2 separate regions of the Homo sapiens genome follow, and region 2 is linked to region 1. A link is a loop called in an ENCODE intact Hi-C map of the cell type or tissue named here. Cell type or tissue: heart right ventricle. All regions are shown on one strand. Each heading gives the region's core, and the rest is flanking DNA. Links, peaks and the distances in the headings are about the cores only. Region 1 overlaps OGT (O-linked N-acetylglucosamine (GlcNAc) transferase). Region 2 overlaps TAF1 (TATA-box binding protein associated factor 1).

Region 1 (2,917 bases), core at 283-2,782:
TGTGGCAGTTACAAACCCGTTACCATATTTCTCATCATGTGACTTTTCGGTGCGTTCCTTGCTGGAAGAGGAGGAGGAGGTTGTGTGTCTGCCCTAGATCCAGGCCTCGAGCTCCCTTCAGCGAGGCACCTTACGCATGGAATAGGAGGTTTCACCCACCTGAAACCTTCTAAATACAATATCAATGGTGAAAAACCAAAAACAAGAGAGAAAATAAAAACAAGATCATTAGTAAAAGTTCAACAAAGCAATTGAAATTCTTTGGATGTCTATTACATATGGGAATGAGGACAGTCTCAAGTCTGTAATATGGGAAACATGCAGAAGGGAGAGGGTTAATCAGGGCTATTGCATACAGCAGGGATTTTTGCTGGAAGAAAGGCTCTTCATTTTCTACAAAGACAACTTAATTTTGCTTCCATCTACTAGGAATATGCTGGCTTGAATTTTCAAATGCACTGATTACAAAAGAAATACATTGCATTTCACTCAAGAGTATTTTCTTGTTTACTAAGTTCTCACAAAAAAACAGAATAACATTTTTCAAACTAGGTGTCTCCAGAGCTCTGAAATAAAGAAGTCAGCAACCTAAGGCAGGCGCAATGTCTCAGCCTAAACCGATCTCTAAAGCTGCAGTGAAGTGCAATTCATGTTAGCTGTCCGCTTGGTGGGGTGACAATTAATAGGAGCTTATCAAATATTTGTTCTATAAATTACCAATTAGATTTATCAGCTAAGATTGAAATCAATTACAATTCATTAGCTGGCAACCTACATAAGGTTAATCCAAAATGTCAGCAGAATTTATGAGCTGTGCACTTAAAACTAGTGCCTTTTAAAACATTAGATGGTGCTGAAAAGCCTTCTCCCTCCCTGGATGAAGCAGTCAAACAGACAGCTACTCTGCGCATACACTCCACGCATTAGCATGCGCGTGGGGCTCAGAGCAACAGGTGGGAGTTTCAGAAGCATTCTGGTTTCTCCCCACTCCTCACCCCTGCAGCGCGGTTGCGTAAGGTGGCTTGTAACAAGACAACTGCATTTATAAATTTAATTTTAAATTATACCAAAAGCTTTAATTAACCCAACCTGGTGTTCAAATTCATTATTTGGAAACACAGAATGCTAAAAGCCACCTTTCCACTTTGGCAAGTTTTCTTTCGATCAGTCCATTTCCCAAACAAACCAGCTTTGTCCTTCTGACCTTTTTTTTAAGGGGTTGGGGTGGGGAGGAATAAAAGAAGGAAATGAGGAAGAAAAGAAGGTAGACAACTAGGATTGGAAAAGAGGAAAAAGGAACTTGGGAAGGGAGTGGGGACAAGGGACAGGATGTTCCAATTATTAATTTGTAATCATTTTAACAGCCTTTCTTCCACTGTAAAAAGGGTGAGGAAGATGAAGGGAGGAAGGTTAAATAAGAATTTTAAATGCCAGTATTACAGGGTAACATTTGGATGAAATTCTTCTCCACTTACAAGCCACAAAGGACTTAGAAGAGCAGCATTTTCAATGGCACCTGCATCATATAGGAGTCTTGAGCCAAATCACAGGCGCTCTGCTTGTCACCAGCAGGCAAGCCTCAGATTTGAAGGAATGTTATTTATTCCCACATAAGATCATGACGGAGCCCAGTGTTATAAAGATGGTCTAGCTCAGCAGAAAGGCTCCAAAATGTTCAGGTTCTTGCTTTACCCCCAGATTTAGAACAGATATGCCAAAGCCTGGCCCTGCTCTATTCTGAGGCGATTCGTGCCGTCAGTTTTCCTCAGTTTCAAAGGACTGTTTTGTGAAGATAGCTCAATGAAGAGTTGAAGACTTGGCAAAAAGTACAAGTTTTCATAATACTGATGTTTAAATGTGTTCTATCAAACACCTACCTTGGCTTCTTCCAAGCGACCCAGGGCTTTGAGCAGGTTCCCCAGGTCACTGCGAACACAGTACAAATCCTAGAAACCCAGAGACGCTGTCATTAATTATACTCTGCTTTGTCAATTAAAAATATCTTGAAATCACTTTTAAGCATCTAGCTCCCTGCCATTTTATTCTATCAACTAAAGATACTGCCTGACAAACTTCAGTGCAGGACCACAACCCCTCATCCACAATTCCAAATCCCAAAAAGTTCCAAAAACTCATTTGAGGGTTAAACCTGACTTGAGGTGACATGAAACTATTTATAGAATTTAATTATCTCACTTAGTATGAATACTGTCTTTTGCTGCAGAAATATAAATGTGTTTTACTAAAAGGTGCTGCTCCAGACTTTTCTGGGTGTTTTATATATGGTATTATCTTTCTAATATCCTAAAAATTCTGAATGTTGAAATGCATTTGGCCCCATTAGCTTCACATAAAATACTATGGGACCTTACTAGAGCTTCTTTCTCTCCTCCCCAAATGTCAGTCACATTAAAAATATATATATCAGGCCGGGCGTGGTGGCTCATGCCTGTAATCCCCACACTTTGGGAGGGCGAGGTGGGAGGATCACCTGAGGTCAGGAGTTCGAGATCAACCTGGCCAACATGGCGAAACCCCATCTCTACTAAAAATATGAAATTAGCTGGGCATGGTGGCGTGTGCCTGTAATCCCAGCTATTTGGGAGGCTTAAGCAGGAGAATCGGTTGAACCCAGGAGGCAGTGACTGCAGTTAGCCGAGATCGTGCCACTGCACTCCAGCCTGGGCGACAGAGACTCTTGTCTCAAAAAAAAAAGGAAATATATATATATATATATATATATATACACACACACACACACACACACACACACACACATCTCAAATATTTGTCCAACTATGTTATTCAAGGTTATGATGAATCACTTCTGTATCAAGGACCGAAAATTTTCCAGAGTGGAAAAAAACATATTTAGCAAATGACTACCTATGAGCAAACCTACCCTTAGGCTGTCAGG
Region 2 (2,917 bases), core at 300-2,799, 90 kb after region 1:
GAAAGGTATGATTACTATCATGCTTCTTACAACCAACATTGTATTAAGGCAGGTTACACTTTTGCAAACACACTCTAATAACATTTGAGTTTGACAGTAGTAATGTAAGTAAAGTAAGGACAGTCACTCATGTACACCTTCCTCAGGTTAAGAGATAATGAGTTGGTTACTATCTTAAACTGTTTGTGAGTGAAGGGAATGATGAAAAGGTGAACTGGAATAATGAAGCAGTACTATCTAATCCTACTCTTCATAGGAAACCCTCTAACTGCACCAAATGACAGCTAATGCTCAAGAGAGAAATAGCTAACAGGTTGTCCTTAGCCATTTGAGGTAGTCTGGGAGACGTAGTGAAGAAAGGAAGGTGACTTTGGGGTCTAAGGCTTTGACTCACCAAAGGACTAGGCTTAGGCTGTCCTAGAAATGAGCAAACCATGTGCCATTCAATGGCTAGACTCTCCTGGGGAATGATGGCTAATACCCAGGCTTTAACTTACCAGAAAGTACCTTGTGGAAGCTGTGGGCCTATTAGCAAATAGGGCCTTCCTGGGCAACATCACTCACCCAAGCCCCCTTGACCCAATCTGCCCACACACTCCAAGAGCCTTTCCTTGTTCTGGACCTTGAAGAAGTATCTGAGGGTTCTTTTATACCTGGCCCCTCAGTAACCTAGGTTGTGAGATGAAAGAGAGAGTAAAAGATAGATAGGGATAGTGCATGAACGAGATATAGAGACAGCAATAATCCAACAGAGGTCACATAGGTTGCATTATCAGTTCAGAGGGAAACCTGGATAGAATGAAAAAAAATTTTCCTGTGGGAATTGGCAGAGTTCTGCATTAAAATATTTGATTAAATTTGAAAGGGTCTCAGAGAACAGATAAAGATGTGTCAGGCAAATTAAATTAATTCATTTAATGTTTACAACAATCTTGAAAAGATTTCAGAGAAAAGGAAACTAAGTGAGAGAGGTTAACTTTCCAAGATTACAAAGCTAGACAGCAGGAGAACTAAGACTCAAACCCAGGCCTGCTTTATGTCAATTCTTATGTACTTTCCACCCTACCATAGTGCCTCCAATACAGAAACCAAGCACCAGTGATATTCTGTTAAGTCCTATTCTTCAAATATGCCAACCCTCTAAGAGTACAGTATGGAGGAAATATACTCTTAGTGTATTTCAAGGGTTCAGTTAGACCAGGAAGACTAAAAATTTCTTATTTATCCTGCTCTCTCATTCTTTTGACATGAACATTTAAGAACATTATTAATACTACCTTTCTTCATTTACTAGGAGTCAATCCAGGAAAATGGGTGACTTCTGAGCTACACTGAGATATCTCTGAGGGAATGAGTAATCAAGTGTCTGTAAGGCACAGGAACAATATGGCCCATGTCTGTAACTGAGAAGTCTACACTCTAGGGATGTTCTAGAGTCCCAAAATTCATGGACAAGAAAATTCCCGAGACCCAGAGGATGGCTGGGTCAGGGATCTGATATTCCCAAACACTGCCTAAACAACTAAGGCCCCACCCCATTCATTCATCCCACAGCTGCCTTTTCTGGATTCAAGGCCACCAAGACCCATGGCCCTCACTCACCTTAGCCTTTGAGAAGACAAGAAAGCACACGAAAGGCATATGAAGAGGAAGGACAGAGAAGAATGGTATCTCAGTAAACGGATTTGTTAACATGCTCCCAATTTCCCAAACCAATAAGAAAACTATATGAGGAAGTACTTAGTCCTCAGACTCACCTGAGGCGTGTAGGGCCCTGGGGTCATTGGGTCCAGGCTTTCTAATTCTGCTTCCTCCAAAGCTGCTTCTTTAGCAGTACAAATATCCTTCTCAAGTTGAGTCAAATGTTCATCATACTGAGAAACAAAGAAAATAAATTCATTCAACATGTATTTTAAGTACTGGGGATACAAAAGTAAACAAAAGACAAAAATATCTATCTTCATGGAGCTTATATTCTAGTGGCAGGACACAGATAATAATCAAAATAAATTAAGCAGGGAAGGAAACAGGGGATGCGGAGTTGGGGGGTAGGGAATACTACATTTTAAAATAGGATAATCAGGGAAAGCTCCTCATTCAAGGGAACAGGATTTCAAAAAGCTAGATCCCAAGGAGACCTCTTTTATTTTTTGAGACAGGGTTTTGCTGTTGCCCAGGCTGGAATGCAGAGATATGGTCATGACTCACTGCAGCCTTGACCTCCCAGGCTCAAATGATTCTCCTACCTCAGACGAGTAGCTGGGACCACACGTCCCAGCTGTGTACCACCAGACCCCACTAATTTTTAAATCTTTTTTTGTAAAGATGGGGTCTCCTTATGTTGCCCAGGCTTAGGACCTCCATCTTTACCACCTACCTCAGTCAATGTCTGGTAACAGACGTTCACAATCTCCTGGGCAGTCTTAGTATACTGACTCTCAGGTCCTATAAATAAAATAAGAAAGTGCCATTATCTTTGCAGACTTGTTCCAGAATTTTACATTCTGTCATCAGCAGTGTGTCCCATTATCCTAGACCTAGAAAAACCATGCCTCAGCTTTAACTTGGACTCTTGTTCTACTTTCAGAGGCAGAAAATTCCAAACATATGCAATACAACACTAACATAATGGACTCCCATGTACTCACTAGCCAGATTCAATGATTAACACACAGTCAATCTTGTTTCATTTACTTCAATTTTCAGACTCTTCTCAAATTGTTTTGAAGCAAATTCCAGCATCATAACAATTTTCCTCTAAAAATTGTTCAGTATGTGTTGCTAGGTTTCACCATGTTGGCCAGGCTACTCTTGAACTCCTGGCCTTAAGTGATCCGCCCCCCTCAGCCTCCCCAAGTGCTGGGATTACAGACATGAGCCACTGTGCCCATCCTAAGGATGCTTTTAACAAACAATT

The links. Hi-C counts contacts between places; a loop is a spot of excess contacts. Peaks named below come from ENCODE experiments on the same cell type or tissue, not always from the same donor. Only the 100,000 strongest peaks of a DNase experiment are listed, where the experiment ranks them.
Region 2: a loop joins it to region 1, with 2.7 times the contacts of the local background. A loop is called at or near these places in 10 of 110 quality-filtered maps.

Annotation. Positions count from the first base shown.
Region 1 is chrX:71,543,596-71,546,512 of GRCh38, reverse strand. OGT (O-linked N-acetylglucosamine (GlcNAc) transferase) reads right to left here. Exons shown (of 22, transcript NM_181672.3): 4 at 1,878-1,946. Among named protein-coding and RNA genes, the nearest start is that of OGT, 12 kb to the right of the region's middle. In heart right ventricle, for the core only: no CTCF peak of the experiment used is centred there; no DNase peak of the experiment used is centred there; H3K27ac peaks cover 1,827 bases.
Region 2 is chrX:71,453,698-71,456,614 of GRCh38, reverse strand. TAF1 (TATA-box binding protein associated factor 1) reads right to left here. Exons shown (of 38, transcript NM_004606.5): 33 at 2,378-2,445; 34 at 1,758-1,874. Among named protein-coding and RNA genes, the nearest start is that of OGT, 78 kb to the left of the region's middle. In heart right ventricle, for the core only: no CTCF peak of the experiment used is centred there; no DNase peak of the experiment used is centred there.